Linked DNA regions of Homo sapiens: region 1 is linked to region 2. Evidence: chromatin loops called from intact Hi-C (ENCODE). Cell type or tissue: Caco-2. All regions are shown on one strand.

What was found. A loop is a pair of places that touch in the nucleus more often than their neighbours do. Peaks named below come from ENCODE experiments on the same cell type or tissue, not always from the same donor. Only the 100,000 strongest peaks of a DNase experiment are listed, where the experiment ranks them.
Region 1: it touches region 2 in a loop (4-fold over the local background); 2 of 110 quality-filtered maps call a loop at or near these places.

Annotation. Positions count from the first base shown.
Region 1 is chr5:59,583,341-59,591,340 of GRCh38, reverse strand. The region is part of intron 1 of PDE4D (phosphodiesterase 4D); the gene reads left to right. Among named protein-coding and RNA genes, the nearest start is that of MIR582, 120 kb to the left of the region's middle. In Caco-2, a CTCF peak has its summit at 3,660; DNase peaks (open chromatin) are centred at 3,209 and 3,670; H3K4me3 peaks cover 681 bases.
Region 2 is chr5:59,386,667-59,394,666 of GRCh38, reverse strand. All of the region lies in intron 1 of PDE4D (phosphodiesterase 4D), which reads left to right. Among named protein-coding and RNA genes, the nearest start is that of MIR582, 310 kb to the left of the region's middle. In Caco-2, a CTCF peak has its summit at 4,423 (motif pointing left); no DNase peak of the experiment used is centred here.

The sequences.
Region 1 (8,000 bases), 200 kb before region 2:
GCTTATACTAGCATAAAGGTTGAACTTAATCATTCTTTTATGCTCATTGTGAAGGAAGTGTGTAAGTTGAAGGCATTTTAAGAGGATGAAATACTGAAACTGATATTACAGAGATAAGAATTTGTGTAGAAAGTATTAATTCTGTATTTCTACTGTTACATTTTTGTAATTTTTTTTAAAGAGCCAGACTTTTTTTGTATGTATTATCAAACTTTGAGATAAAACTAGTTAAAGCAGAAGAGCTCTTGTTGAAACAGCACAAAGTACCTGGCTTCCTAGACCCAGCACAAAGTACCTTGCCCCTCAGCTGACCTGATGCAACTTTGAAAAACCATAGGGTTCCCAGAAACTTAGTTTGAAAACCTTCACTCTTATGAGCATAACCCTATAACCATGAGAGAAAAGGGTTTTATTGGAAAAGGACGTGGGACACCGGCTAGTTAATACTTCTGGCTCTGATTCTGGATGCATTAAGCGATCTTTCAATGAAAATGTTGAAAGTATTTTGGTTTGCTCTGAGTTTGTAGTTTATCAATTAATTGAGCTTTTTATTGAATCAGCCTCATTTAAGGGTAGTTAATATAAGTTCACTTACTCTTGTGCTTGCTGTGGGATTAAAATTTAAAAAAAAACACAAAACAAAACAACAAACCAGTCTTTGCTCTAGTAGAGCTGAGGTTATGCCATAGCTGCAGGGACTTCACTGAGGTTATGCCAATTTGTGGTGCCCTGCTAATAATTCGCACTCCTGTATTGATAAAAATAATGGGGCTGAGATTAGCCATAAAGATAATCTTTTATGGTTACTCCTGATATTTCTTTTTAATTTTTTTAGAGACAGAGTCTATGTTTCCCAGCCTGGTCTTGAAATGGGCTCAAGTTATCCTCCTGCATCAGCCTTCCAAGTAGCTAGGACTACAGGCATGAGCAACCAGAACTGGCTTCCTGATATTTCTTAAAAGTTTCATGAAAGGATGATTATCTTTTAGTGTAACAAAATAGATTAGCATTACCCTAACCCAACAACATTTTTTCATTTTTGACAACTTGTTTTTAGATTACAAACCTATTAGTTCTGCCTAACTGTTGTTTCTTGAAGGCCATACATGTAGGAAGTATTAAATTTGTAAAGTATCAGCCTATAAATTAGTAGACATAACTCTTAAGACCCTCTTTCTAATATAAATGGAATAAAATGCTGGAAATGAGTTATTTCTATTTTCTAAGCAAGCCTATTCTTTTATATTTGTTGCCTTATGTCTGCAAAAATATTCAATTTTGGATTGTTTAATAATGTGTAGTCTTGATTCTCTGAACTGTGAAATAAATTACAGTTTTTTCTTTGCTATCTTTCAAGCAGAAATTTGGCTTTTCTGTTATTTATCATAGTTTCTCAGTTGTGTTTCCTTTTGTTCTAATTTGTTAGACTTTATTCTAGACAGTTGCATGTATAAAAATAAAAATCCAACGAAAATTCACTTTAAAAATATTCAGCTAAAATGTCCTCTTAGTTTAAGTATATTTAGTAGTTTAATGGCCAAATCATTTGTATTTTATTTATAAAGTGCTTTGCTTATATCATTGCCCGCAAATGGAAATGTAGCTAACAAGTATTGAATGTTGAACTGTGTGGTAGTGGAGAAAGATTCAGAGGTATTCTTACTATCCTATCACCCATAGGTGATGGTTTGACATATGAACAGAGTAGAATAAAATGGACTAAGAAAATAATGTCAGATAAATGATGTTCATTACAAAGGAAAATATATTTTTACATCTTTTTAAAAAATCTTTGCATTTGCTACTTTCTATGGAGACCTACTCTCTTGTATAAGGACTGAATGTTAGTTTTAAAATAATTAAAACCCATCATTATCATCATCATGATCAAAGATCACTAACCAGAGTCAAATAATTTGAATTCTCTTCCAGATCTACTGCTCACAAGATGCCTGATAATGAACAAATACAATCTTTTTGGCATCTCCAAAATGGGCATAATAAATGTCTTAATCTCCTCAGCATAATTCTGTGATGCCAAAATAATACATATAACAATAATATTTTAGAAAGTATAAAAGTATAACAAGGTGGTATTATTATGATTACAGAGGTGCTAGAATATTGTGGTAATGTGTACAGGCTCTGGAGCCAGACTTCCTTGATTCAGATAGTGACTCACTAGATATTTAACCTCAGACATGCTACTTAACATCTGAGTGCCTCAATAGCCTCATCTGGAGAACAGGGCTAGTAACAGTCCTTAACTCATAGTGCTGTTGTGTGGATTAAATGGGGTAATACTGTAACTATCTTAGAATGGGACCTGGGGCATTGTAGATGTTCCTAGCTCTTAAATAATAATATTTAAATGTCTAATATAATATCAAAATTTTAATTACTTGATTCAAAACATTCAAAGCTTGTTAAAAACAATGTAGGCTGAAGTTTTCTGGGCCAGATTACAAATGACCTTATGGAAGAGATTTAGTCCCTTTAGCAAAAAGGGGTCATGAGGACACTGCCTAGGCTACAGGAAATCTCAACAAATATTCTCAAGATTCTTTTATGCTGTAGTGGCATCTTTCTGAACCTACAAGTTCACATTGCTTTTAAGGAATCACCCAGTTCTTCTTCCTCCTAGGAATCCTCCTTTTAGGATCATCTTTTGATCAAAATGAAAATTCTCCAAATTATGGTGGTTTTTAAGATTAGTTTTCTTTATACTAGGTTTTGAATTTATGGGACATGCCCTCCACCCAATCTTGGGTAATATTTTCTGCAATGACAGGACCTCACTGGGGAAATCCTAAATGAAGATAATAGCATGTTATATTAAATGTTGCCGGTATTCCATTTAATATCAAGCAATTGCGTAAAAGCCTTTTTAAATACCTAAGTTAAAAGTGGTATATTAATGTTGAGTGTACTTCTACTGCAAAGTCCATTCTCCCACTGATTTCAAACAAATACCATTTAAGTGCCAACCTACTATTACAAGAGTTTACTATTTTATTCTTGCTCCAAAATGGCATCAACAGTGATGGGGTGCTTTTGGGGGATTATTGAACAGAATTTTTGCAACAAAGGAGCAAGCATGAAGAAATGCAAAACATCAGTGATAGGGATTGCAACGTTTTATCTCAGCATTCCTCATATCTACACACCCCCTAATCAAACAAGCAGTTTTATGGCATGCGCAATTGCAATTGAAGTACAACTGACTTCTGCAGAACCGGCTTCCATAGGATTTCCTGTCCAAAAATCACCATGTGGTCATCTGCAGCTAAATGGTTACAAATCATCAAGTAAACAAGGCTTCCCCACCCCGGTGCTTTTTTTTTAAGGAGTGAAATCCACCAAACTCTATCATTTGCAAATTATCTCTGGACTTCTTTTATTTCTTTTTTTTTCACTGGGTAAGAAGGAAAACGAGCAAACAAAAAATCCTCCCTCCGTATTTGTTTAAGGCGTAATTTCCCTGTGAGGTGTTTTACAGGCTTCTCCTTGTTTAGCTTTTCTTGCCTGGTAATTACTGAAAGAAGTCTGCTCTTCCAGGGCGAGCTATTCCTTTAACCCCTTTTGCTTGCTCTTACTTGGAGGTTAGCAAGGAGTGCGCGGCTCTGCAATGTCTGGGAACCCACCTAGAGGGCCCCCTTGACGCCAGCACATCCCCTGTCAGGCAGCAGTCTCTGCAGCTGAGCCAGGCTGCTGCAGAGTTAATGTACAGTACCACGGAGCCTGCAAGTGTCCTGAGCTGATCAGAGCTGGGGCGGCACAGCCCAGGGCAGACAAGGCGGCTGCGAGGATTCCAAAGGTTCTGCTGGAAATTCGGCGCTGGGGGACTCCAGCAGGAGCCTGTTGCCATTGTGTTTTAAAAGCATGCAAGGTCTGTATAGCTTGGGCATGAGAATCTTTCAGAAGATGTCAGAGCATCAGAATAAATGACACCTATTGGAAAACTGAATTTGGGGTGAAAAACAAAAGAGATTGAGAGAGGAAAAAAAAGAAAAGAAAGACATCGGGGGAAGAATTCTTAGACAACGTCTGACTTGCAGCTGTGAAATTCATTTTCTTTCCAAGGCAAAATATGAAAAGCTCCCACATGGTTTTGATAATAACAAAATAAAGGGGATTCTGCAGTGAAAAGATCAATAGCTTAGTCATTTTACTTAAAGAGAACAGCCAGCCTTATTATGGGGTTAGGCAGCAGAAATGAATTTCATCGTGACAGCATCTTCTGAAGTCATGATGGTAGTTAATGGTAATCTTGTCCTGCAGAGCAGAAATTACTCATTGCCTTCCTACTTTTGCAGTTGAACCAGCAATTCTGAAATCTGGGAAAGAAGTTGGCTTTGGTGATACATGGTTTCTAGCCCCTCTGCCCAGGCCTTTGTCCGACACGTCTCAGACGGTAGCACTGCGTTAAAGTGACCATACATGAATATGTGCCTAAGAAAGAAGAAAAAGCAATATTCATTTCTAAAGGACAGCATGGCAAAGCAACCTGAAGTTTTCCATTTCCCTTCTAACACTTCTTTAACAAGGATATCAAGAAACTGTCTTTTGACTCCTTTCTTCCCACATTCCAGAGTCCTTCCTTAAGGATGCATTAATTTACACTCAAGGCGGTTAGATTTTACCAGGACAATATTTGCCACCATTTAGGATTATTAGTTGAACTGGTTATTTTAGTATGTTGACTAACTAGTGGAACCTAAATGGATGGACCCATACCTGCAGTGCTCTGTGATGTTTCTTTTTTCAAATCCTGGAAGGCCTTTTGTAATTGCTATTTGTTTTTATTGGTGGGGGGAGATTTTTTTTTTTTTTTTGGGATTCAATACTTGTTGCAATAATTGCCCACGATAGCTGCTCAAACAAGAGAGTTGGAATTCATCTGTAAAAATCACTACATGTAACGTAGGAGACAAGAAAAATATTAATGACAGAAGATCTGCGAACATGATGCACGTGAATAATTTTCCCTTTAGAAGGCATTCCTGGATATGGTGAGTAATCAATATTCCCTTCAGTTTGTAAAACTCAGAATTATCAAATTCCGTGACAGGTACCAGATGAGGATTTGTCTTGAACTAGAGTATTGGTATCAAGTGAGAATGAAAAGTAAACTGTGCAAAACCGAATATTGTCTGAGAAAGTAATGGTTATGCAATAAAAATACTTTGTTAATATGAAGCATCCCCAAATAAGTCAAGCATGAGGACTTGAGAACATTTAAATTGCTAATATTTCATGGAGGAAGAAAAAAACTTTGAGAATGGCAACAATTTAATAAATTTTTTTAAAGATGAGGCTTAGGGTTTGTTTTTTGTTGTTTTGCTATTTTTATTTGAAAATTCCCTGGGGAAGGGCACACATGAATTTCTGATATATCAATTTGTCTGAATTTCTAAAAGAAGGTTAAGGGAAACTTAGAATGTTGACTCAATTTTAAAATAATGCTAAAATGTGTTGGTGCCTCACAGTTAAGGATATTTTAGCTATTCAAGAAATATTTCTACCAGAATGAACCAGTAGAATTCTAGTAGAATTCTAACATATGAATCAGGAAGTGCTCAGGCTCTCATAGAACTTGCTTAGTGCCTTGATATTTGGTCATCTATTAAGGTTCAATGCAATGCATTCAGGTCCCTGGACATGTGATATCATGTGCCATTTCTTGCTGGAGTTTATGACTAAATGTGTGTAGGAACTCATTGCTGAGGGTATTTATAAGAGCAAAAGGTCATTATTTTAAAATTGCTTGTTTTTGCCATACCTTTAGGGTCAGCTGGATTCTGACTTTCATAGCAGAAACTTTGTGAATGCATAATAAAGGCACATGTTAAGGCTTAGTGTCTGCTAACATGGGTTGTTTTGGAAATGCAGTTTGTCTGATTTTGAAAGTATATCTTTCAGGTAAATGTTCTGGCTGGACTCTGGATGAATAATAGATACCTAAATATAGGTTTCGGAGGGCTTTCCAGCTGCTTTTATGACAATGTCTCAAATGAAAGCTCCCTGAGAGCTTAAGGTACCACCAAAATCACCTGCTGGTTTGTTACAGAGTTTTCGGCTTTCAGCTAAAAAATCCATTGCAGAGAAGGATGGGAGGCATCCTCTCCCACTCTAGGCAGGTGCTTATTTTCTAACAACACCAGATCCATCCAGAGTCGATGCTGTGGCGTATCTACCTTTTTTGCTGACCAGAGCTACTATCCCCAGTCTCTAGAATGCTTGGGTGACATGCCTGCAAACCTCGGTGGCCCACTTCCAACTGCATCACCAGAGTTTCCTAGTCAGGGGGAGCCTTGGTGCCATTGCCTTGCTTGTTCTGTTGGTGAGGGTCAGGCATCAGCAATAAGGTCCTCATTATTCTTACAGACAAATTTACATCAATAGTCTTTAATCTTGAGATTAAAAGATCCTGGAAACAGTTCCTGGCACGTAGTAGGCATTTGTCAATTATTTTTCTTCTATGCCTTAGGCTTTTCTTCAGAGTTCATTTTATACCTCTTAAGATTTGCTTGGGAGGGGAAATTACCAGTCTCCTTTCTATCAAGTGTACCTTGCTACAAAGCAACAGTTTTTGTTCTACCTAAGTTCTGCTGTTTAAGCCCATTTGTTTATGTTGTAATACATAGGATCCATGTACTCTTTGAATGCCTGCAATTATAAGCACTTTTTATTTTTATTGCATTAGCCTCACCTATACTTTTGACTGGAAAGAAATAAGCTATTCAACTCTGAAGTTTTGGAAAGAATGCAAATTTGCTTATTCATGCTCCTCTAGATCTGTAATACATATGTTTGAAAGCTGTATGGAGAAGTTGAGAGTCCTGTTGGTTTTCTTTTGTGCCTGGAGTTAGGTAACCCTTCATCTGCTTCACTGCATGTCGTACCAATCTGTTGTTGTTGTTGTGGCCAAACTAAGCCAATGTAGAATGTTAATGCTCTGTATAACTCCTACTCTTCCTGGGCCCCTTGCAGGGATTCATTAATATGATGTTGGACTCAAAGGAAGAAGGTGGTGGTTTTTTTCCAGGTGACCTAATTAATTTTGTGCTTGGTTCTTGACTTTCTCAATGGTTGTTGTTTTCCTCTTATTTATAGCCTCCCCTTCCAGTACTGCAGTAAGAGATTGTAGGGGTTTGTTGACAGAAAACCCTCTTTCCCTTTGTCCTACTGTAAGAGCCCCTATAGGGTGAGATTTCAGGCTCGTGAATTATCGTGCTTAGAATAAAGGTCTCGCCAAATTGCTCTTTTCATCTCCAAAGACTCCCCCTATCCTCATTCTCACATTTAGAGCCTTTTCTTCGTGAAGGGACCGATCAGAAGTTGGCAACAGGCCAGTGCTAAGGAATAATAAACATTGTAAAAGACATATGTGCTTTGGTTTCACGAGCCCTAGCTCATCTCTAGAAAGGCTCTGTACCCTTTGGAGAGGCGGGACTTGGCATGTGCTGGTCCTCTTTCTGTCCTGCTTTTTGAGAAGCAAGAATGAGAAAAAGCTGAGACACAGGAGGTCTAGGGTAGTCTTCAAATTTTACCAGAAGTAGTAATTGAAATAGAAGCCTGTGCACAGAGTTCCTACTTGTACTCTCATCCACCTGCCCTAGGGCTGGTGTGTTGATTATTGAGCAATAGTATTACAAATTCACTCTTTATCAGTTATGAGTTAAAGTTAATAAGTGGTCCTATTACTTGGTTTAATAGAACACTACCCCTTCCGTGCTAAAAGAGTGGTATGAAGAATGTGTGTTTCTTCTTTGAAGCTACATTAGAAATATTAGCTGGAGGATTTTATTGCGAAGGCTTCTTTCCATTACACTTTTCAGTCTTTTTACTGCCAAGCCAAACAAAGATAAGGGTTTGCCTCACTGGATAGATAAGTACTATATAGCTCTTCTTATTTTTCCTTCTGGCTAGTTGTTAGAATGGAGAGATAGCCTGGCATTCAGGAACAAGTATGGCATGGTTGAAAGAAGGGAAATGCA
Region 2 (8,000 bases):
TATATGGTGAAGAATAGAAAAGTGCCATCTTTCATTATTTTCACCAATAGTAATAAAGCACAATTGTATAGTAAACTTGTAATATAGTATATGCTCAATAAATTGTTAATTAACTTTTGTGTTCATTTCCTAGTGCATATATATCACTAAGGGAATTGATACTAATGTCATTGCATGCATTAATGGTAACATTAATTATCTTCTTACACATTGGGCAAAAAAAGAAAATACCAGGCTGTCAGAACATCTTGGCCCAGAAACCTCCCTTCAGCAAAAAGACAAAAATGTGAGTGAAGAGAATATGCCTTTGAGAATTGAGAGGGTTGCATTTTGCCTATTATGTATAGAGATTTGCCAATTTCCCTTTCACAAACTATGACAGTGACACTGATTCTGGATGAGCAACCTGCATAATGCTTCAGGGGCACATCTCTTCTTCTAAGGCTGCAGGCTTGCCGATGAGACAGAACACAGCCTCAATTCCATCTGCTGTCATTTATCTGCCAATATAGATAGCAGATCTCTGTGGGTCTTGGACTGCTCAAACGACACAGTATATTTTAGCAACTGAAGGGGAACCACTTGAGATCACTAAAGGTGGAAAACACCTGATGACACCTTCAATCGAAAGAAATGAGTATCCAAAATCTGAAACATTAGGCCCCACAGTACAATGGCTCTAGTGACAGATAAAAAATACTATTTCTAACCCTTATAGAATGAACTTGTTTTCAAGAGCTCAAAGAAAACTTTTATCACATTTATCTTCCACTTTTAATTAAAAAGATTATTTCTGAAATGCTAAAACTTTTGTTTTATTCATGTTTTAGAGGAAAGGAGAGGAAGAGAAACCACCTGTTACTTTCTTGATGCTGTACCTGGCACCTGCCCTTGATTGAAGATGAGTTTTGCATGGTGTCTGAACCAAAAATAACAAGTCCTTTAAAAATTATTGTCCTAAAAACCAGCAGATCAAACTACTTTCTTTTTTCTCAGAGGATTCACAAAGTATATTGTTTGGAAAGGCAAAGTCAGTGAAGAAAAAAGAGGAACGTCCCTAAATATTGGTGTTGTCATTTATAATGTAAGACTTCACTAGAATGAGATTATCTCAGGTGTGAATGGAGAAAGGTAGGATGCATGCAGTGTGGAAGCAGCCAGATTCAACACACTAAAATCATTAACACATATGTTTGTGTAGTTGTGTGTAATTTTGAGGGGGAGAAGAGGAATTTTGCCTTTAATTCTCACTCCAACCACTTGACCAATAATTGGGAATCATCTCTTTTATCCCCTATTTTTGCCCCTTGTTCTATATGTTATTTTTTTGAGATGTTCTTTATCATAAAGTGCCTTTACGTAGGCAGTATATAAGCAGTATGCAAAATTGAGTCCCCATCTCTGGCATTGATCTCAAAGTCCTTTTTTTGTTGTCAAATACCTTTGAATCTGTGTCTTCAAACTCTGCTTGGGTTCACTCAAATCAGTATATTTCTTTCCATATGTAGGTCTTTTGATTTTTGTCCTAGGTTGACTCTTTCCTGAGTTCCCTTTTACATCAGAAATTAACATTTTCCTAATTATCCAGTCTAGAAATTTTAGTCATCATTACTTTTTCTTTTCATTCATTTTTAATATCCAATCCATCCTCAGGTTCAATTAATCCTTTCTTCAAACTCTACTTCCCCTGTCTTTCATTCTTCAGCTGAGTTCACATCACATAGGTCCTCATCCATTCATGCCAGGACTTCGACAGCAGATACTAACAGGCATCAACCTCCAGACTCGTTAAATTAATCCTACACACTATTTCCAGGTGACTTACTGAAAGTCTTCATTTGATCCTGTCACTCTCCCTTTCAGGACTCTTCCAGCAGGTCACAACTCACATATCTGCAGGAGCCAGGAGCTATTCAAATGGAGAAGGCAGGGGGATCCTGGGCAAGGAGGGTATAGATATATCCTCACCTGCATGCGCAGTGACTTCTGAGCTCCTCACAGTTGTTATCATGTGAAAATATAGGCCAGGGTTGGCAGGCTTTCTGATTTTTCAAGAGAACACAGAAATTAGACTTTTAAAAAGTTGATTCAATAAATATGACAAGGTATATTAGGGTTCTCTGGAAGAACAGAATTAATGGAATATATATATATATATATATAGACACACACACATATATATAAAGGGTAGTTTATTAAGTATTAACTCACGTAATCACAACGTTCCACAATAGGCCATCTGTAGGCTGAGAAGCAAGGAGAGCCAGTCCAAGTTCCAAAACTGAAGAACTTGGAGTCCAATATTTCAGAGAAGGAAGCATCCAGCATGGGAGAAAGATGTAGGCTGGGAGGCTAGGCCAGTCTTTCTTTTCACATGTTTCTGCCTGCTTATATTCTAGCAGCGCTGGCAGCTAATTAGATTGTGCCCACCCAGATTAAGAGTGGGTCTGCACACTGACTCAAATGTTAATCTTCTTTGGCAACACCCTCACAGACACACCCAGGATCAATACTTTGTATCCTTCCATCCACTCAAGTTCACACTCAGGATTATCACAGAAGGCATACTATGTTCTGAGCTTTCTTCTCTGTACTGTAAAAAAAAATACAGCAGTGAATGAAACAGACAAAAATTCTACCCTTGTGGAGTTTATATTCCAGCTGGGAGTGAAAGATGAAAATAATTTATATATTATATATATATGTAATATATAGAAATATATATTTATTTATATATCTATATTTAAAAATATGTATGGGGAAGATTTTGTGATAAATACCATGAAGAAAAGTGTATTAGAGAAGAGGTTAACGAATGTGTGTGTGGTGGGTGGTGGAATTTTAAGTGGTGTTAGGAAAGACCTCATTCAGAAGGTAGCATGTGAGCAAACATGAAGGAGGTACAAAAAGTCCTCCTGCCATCATGGAGGGACAGTAAGAAGGTCCTGGTGGCTGGAGTGAAGTAGCAAAGTGGAGAATAAGGGAAAAAGTTGGAGATGAAACAGAAGGGGACTCAGAGCTCTATTCATCTTACTAGTGGCTTTGCCTTATTAAACAAAGACCTTTAAACAGATGTTAACAAGATCCCTCTGACTCCTAATTTGGAGATGACTTTAGGGGAATAAGGGAAGAAAGAGAGATCAGTGAGAAGCAGAATTCTTTTTTTCAGGGTCTTTCTCATTGTTGTTCTCACTACCATCATCCTTTGGACAGACAGGTACTCTTTTTAAGTCAATTTGATCTAAATGTGGGTTTTAAAAAAATCCTTTTCTTTGTTTAACAGCTGAGACAAAGCAGGAATTTTAAAGCAACACTTTACTGACAAACTATGTAGAATCAAAGTAACATGAAACTAGATAATTTGTTCTATCATAGGAGATATCTTATTCAAATGAAGTCCCCTAGGAGAAACTCTTCTTCTGACTCCCTCTTCACACTGGACAGCAGAGGCCATCTTTAACTTTCCCACAAGAGAGGGCTCCACAAGACATAGTCATTACTCAAGAGATTGAGAATCAAGACAGAGAAGTTTAGTCTCCTCCTATGCTTACTTAAGGCTCACCTCCTTAACTCTGATTTCCTCTCTGGGAAATCTCTATTCCTCTGGTGACTGTATACTGGGATTTAGTACAACATTTAGGGAAGTGCAACCTACTCAAAATATCCAAATATAGCACCATAATTCTAACACTCTAATAAGAGGCACATCCACGTATTTTCAAGGGTGGGGAAAGATCATTAAATAACAGTATGAGTTATATTATGTTCTCAGTAAATATTAGTTACCTTTTCTTCCTCTTGGAGTGACTTTTACCACCCTCTGTAACTCATCTAGCCTTATCTAATGGGAGGCCATTTTATTTTGGGATGGCATGACTACATAATTTCAAGCTATTTCTTATGTTATTTGCCGCCTCTTAAATATCTTCCCCTTACCTCCTTCTCATACAAACCTTAAAGTTCTTCATAAGTCACAACAACTTATAAGGTCTTTTACCTAACTGAACCGATGTCTTCTCTTTGCTGTACATTTACATGTCTATAACAATCATTTTTCATTTAAATATGAAACTCTTGGATATAAAAATATTAACTTGAAAAATAGTAACCCTGATTTGCTCTTTATACTTTAACACCTTTTGTTTCTTTGTTTATAAATCCACTGTGCAAAGCTGTTTATGCAGCAGAAATTTAGTAAACATTCTGTGAATGTCTGAAACATCCATTCATCAATCCACTCACACAAAAACATTAACATATACTTTGTCATGCATTGTTAGATGTTCAAGCATGAAAATCAAACAGTAGTGAAGAATAATTTATTGTAAATATTATTTTTCAGGGAAGAGAACACTTTAGAAATAACTTCTTGAGAAATTGGTTTGGGAAAATAGTATATCCAAAATTAGAGAGCGCCATCTTGTGGGCAAGTGAGTATCTCACACAAATAATAACTATTATAAGTTGCAAAAATAGAATTTCTTCTCTTTTTTTCTTACAATTCAAATCTCCTTTTTACTGTAAATATTTGTATTGATGCATAATAATTATACATATTTAGGAGGTACATGTGATATTTTGATTCATGCATACAATGTGTGATGATCAAATCAGGGTATTTAAGATAACCATCACCTCAAACGATTATTATTTTTTGTGTTGGGAACACTTCAGCTCTTCCAGATATTTTGAAATATACAATAAATTATTGTTAGCTATAGTCACCTTTCTGTGTTATCGAACACTAGAACTTATTTCTTCTATCTAACTATATGCTTGTACCCATTAACTAACCTCTTTTCATCCCACCTCTCTCTTCCCAGCCTCTGGTAACCATCATTCTACTCTCTACCTCCAAGAGATCCACTGTTTTAGCTCCCACATATGAGTGACAACATGCCATATCTGTCTTTCTGTGCCTGGCTCATTTCACTTATTGTAATGACCTCCAGTTCCATCAAGGACACTTAGGTTGATTCCATATCTTGGCTATTGTGAATAGTGCTGCAATAAACATGGGGGTGCAGGTGTACTTTTAATATACTGATTTCCTTTCCTTTGAATAAATTCCTAGTGGTGGGATTGCTGGATCATATGATAGTTTTATTTTTAGTTTTTTGAGAAACTTCCATACTGTTTTCTATTATGGCTGTACTAATATACATTCCCATCGTCAGTGTATAGGAGTTCTCTTTTCCCAGCACCCTTCCCAGCATCAAATAAAATCTTTTAAAGAGGCTCTGTCTGTCCTAGCTGAAGAACTGAAAATATATATTAAAATTTTATATAATTAATGATATTTTAAACAATCCTTAGAAACTAATTGTAATATTTACAATTTACTTTTAAATTTCTTGAATAGCTAAAAATGAAGGCTCAGCAAAGAAATTACTAAATATCATAAACATGACATACTTTTCATAAGAAAGCTTATAAAACTGTTAATGAAAAAGGAGACAGAATTCTTAGAGATTATCTCTTTAAGGGGTCTATCACTTTTTGGGTATCTCAGGGTGCTTTGAAAATTTGACTAGATCAAATCTCTCTTGAAAAATGTAAATGTACACACAATTTTTCATATAGTTTCAGGGGCTTCACCAACTCCCCTGCGGTTGACTCATGAACCCATTCATGAACTTCATATTTTAAATACTTACATTTTACATAATATACAATTAAAGTCTAGAAGGTTTGGGGGTAAAAGCTAAAATTTGATTCCATTATCTCTTCATCCCCAAAACCTCATGCTCACACAATTTTATAAGATTGATATAGATAGATCAAATCATGATGAAATATATTTGCTACATCGTTTGAGTTCCTAAGCTAAATCTTAAAACTTATAGTTTCTAGGCTATTAATGTTCCTTACATCAACAAAAATAAATATTTAATATTAGGTTCATGTCATTCATGGTATATCTGTCACAAATACCCTTGATGTCCATTCTATCCAAAATAAAAGATGTTATTATGGATTTCCTTCTTTTTCAGGGCTGGGTAGAATTCTAGTGTGTGAGTGTGTGTGTGTGTGTGTGTGTACCACATTTTCTTTATCCATTCATTGTTGATGAACACTTAGGTTGATTCTGTATCTTTGCTATTGTAAATAATGCTATAATGAACATGGGAGTGCAAATATCTTTTTGACACACTGATTTCACTTCCTTTGGATATATACCTAGTAGTGAAACTGCTGGATAATATGGTAGTACTATTTTTAGCTTTTAAAGAACCTCGATGCTGTTTTCCATAATGGCTATGTGAATATACATTCCCACCAACAGTGTAAACATCTTCCCTTTTCTCCACATCCTTGCCATCTTTCATCTTTTTTGTACTAACAGGTATGAGTTGATATCTCATTGTGGTTTTAGTTTGCATTTCCTTGATTATTAAGTGATGTTGAACATTTTTTTCATATACCTGTTGGCCATTGGTATGGCTTCTTTTGAGAAACATCTGTTTAGATCCTTTTCTTGTTTTTTAATCAAGTTATTTGTTTTCATACTATTGACCTTTTTGAGTTCCTTATATATTTTGGAAATCCTGTCATTTGGGATCACATGGATGAATCTGGATGACGTTATGTTAAGTGAAATAAGTCAGGCACAGAATGACAACCACCACATGATCTCATTTAAATGTGAAAGCTAAAAATGTCAAACTCATAGAAACAGAATAAAATGGTTGTTAACCAGGGCTGATGGGTGGGGGCTGAAGACTGGGGCAATGTTAGTCAAAGGACACAAAATTTCAGTTAAACAGGAGGAATAAGTTCCAGAGATCTATTGTACCTCAGGGTGACTATAGTTAACAACAATACATTGCATACTTGAAAATAGCTAAAAGAGTAGATTTTTAGTGATCTTGCCACAAAAAAAGATAAGTTTGTGAGGTAATGTATATATTAATTAGCTTGATTTAGCCACTTCACAATGTATACATCTATGTAAATAAAATGTTTTACATCATAAATATATACATTCTTATTTGTCAATTTTTAAATATATATATACCTTTTAGAATTACAGCTTAGCCTTGGGTTAATGAAGTCATGACAGTACGAGGTTTATAAAACTGAACAAAGAATCCTAACCATACGCCACCCTAACTATGGAAATACAATGGAACTATTAGTTTTCTGTTTCCTCTTTCTTTCTCATTGAGAAATCATGTCCCTTCATAAAATCCATTTCTCTGTGTCAGATCATTGGAGCTCTTTTTTTCTCCATTATTATTTATAATAGTTAGTCTTATTCATCTCTTGCTAGTATGAACCTTAGTAACCTAGGTTAGTATTTCCCAAAGTAGGTTTTGTGGAATGCTAATATCAACAGGTACTACCTGCAAAATGGTTGCATGGTCAAATAAGCTGAGCTTCATAAAATTAAACTGATATATTACTGGAAGCTAAATAAATATTGTAAATATCCAGGAAGGAGATACATAGGCAAAATATTCCAAACTTTATTAAATAGTTAACTTTTTGTTTGCTTACAGAGTAATGGGGTTGGGTGCTCCACAGAGAACATTATGGCACATGCTGAACTAGAGATAAAAAAGATAGATTTAAAAATATATGCAGATTGCTTGGACAAATTTCAGCAGGATAGTGAGAAATTGATTTCTAGTGTAGAATATTCTGGGAAATGAGATTTTTTTACATTACGTGATCCTAATTCAAATATTATGATTAATTTTAAGTAAGCAGGCAATTTGATGTAATGGAGAAAGCACTCACCTGAAACAGAGTTAACATGTTTTATTCCTTGGTACAGTCATGCTGGTTTTTAAGTGTTTAGCAATTCATTTTACCTCTCCAGCTAAGGTAAAGGAATTCTTGTAGGAGTAATAGAAGCCCTGTGATTAGTATAAAACTTAGATTAAGATGCTTTGTGCAGCAATTCCCATGGCATATTTCTTTTTGTCTTTTCTCTTTCTCTTTCTTTCCCTCCCTCCCTCCCTCCCTCCCTTCCTCCTGCGCTGCCCTGCCCTTCT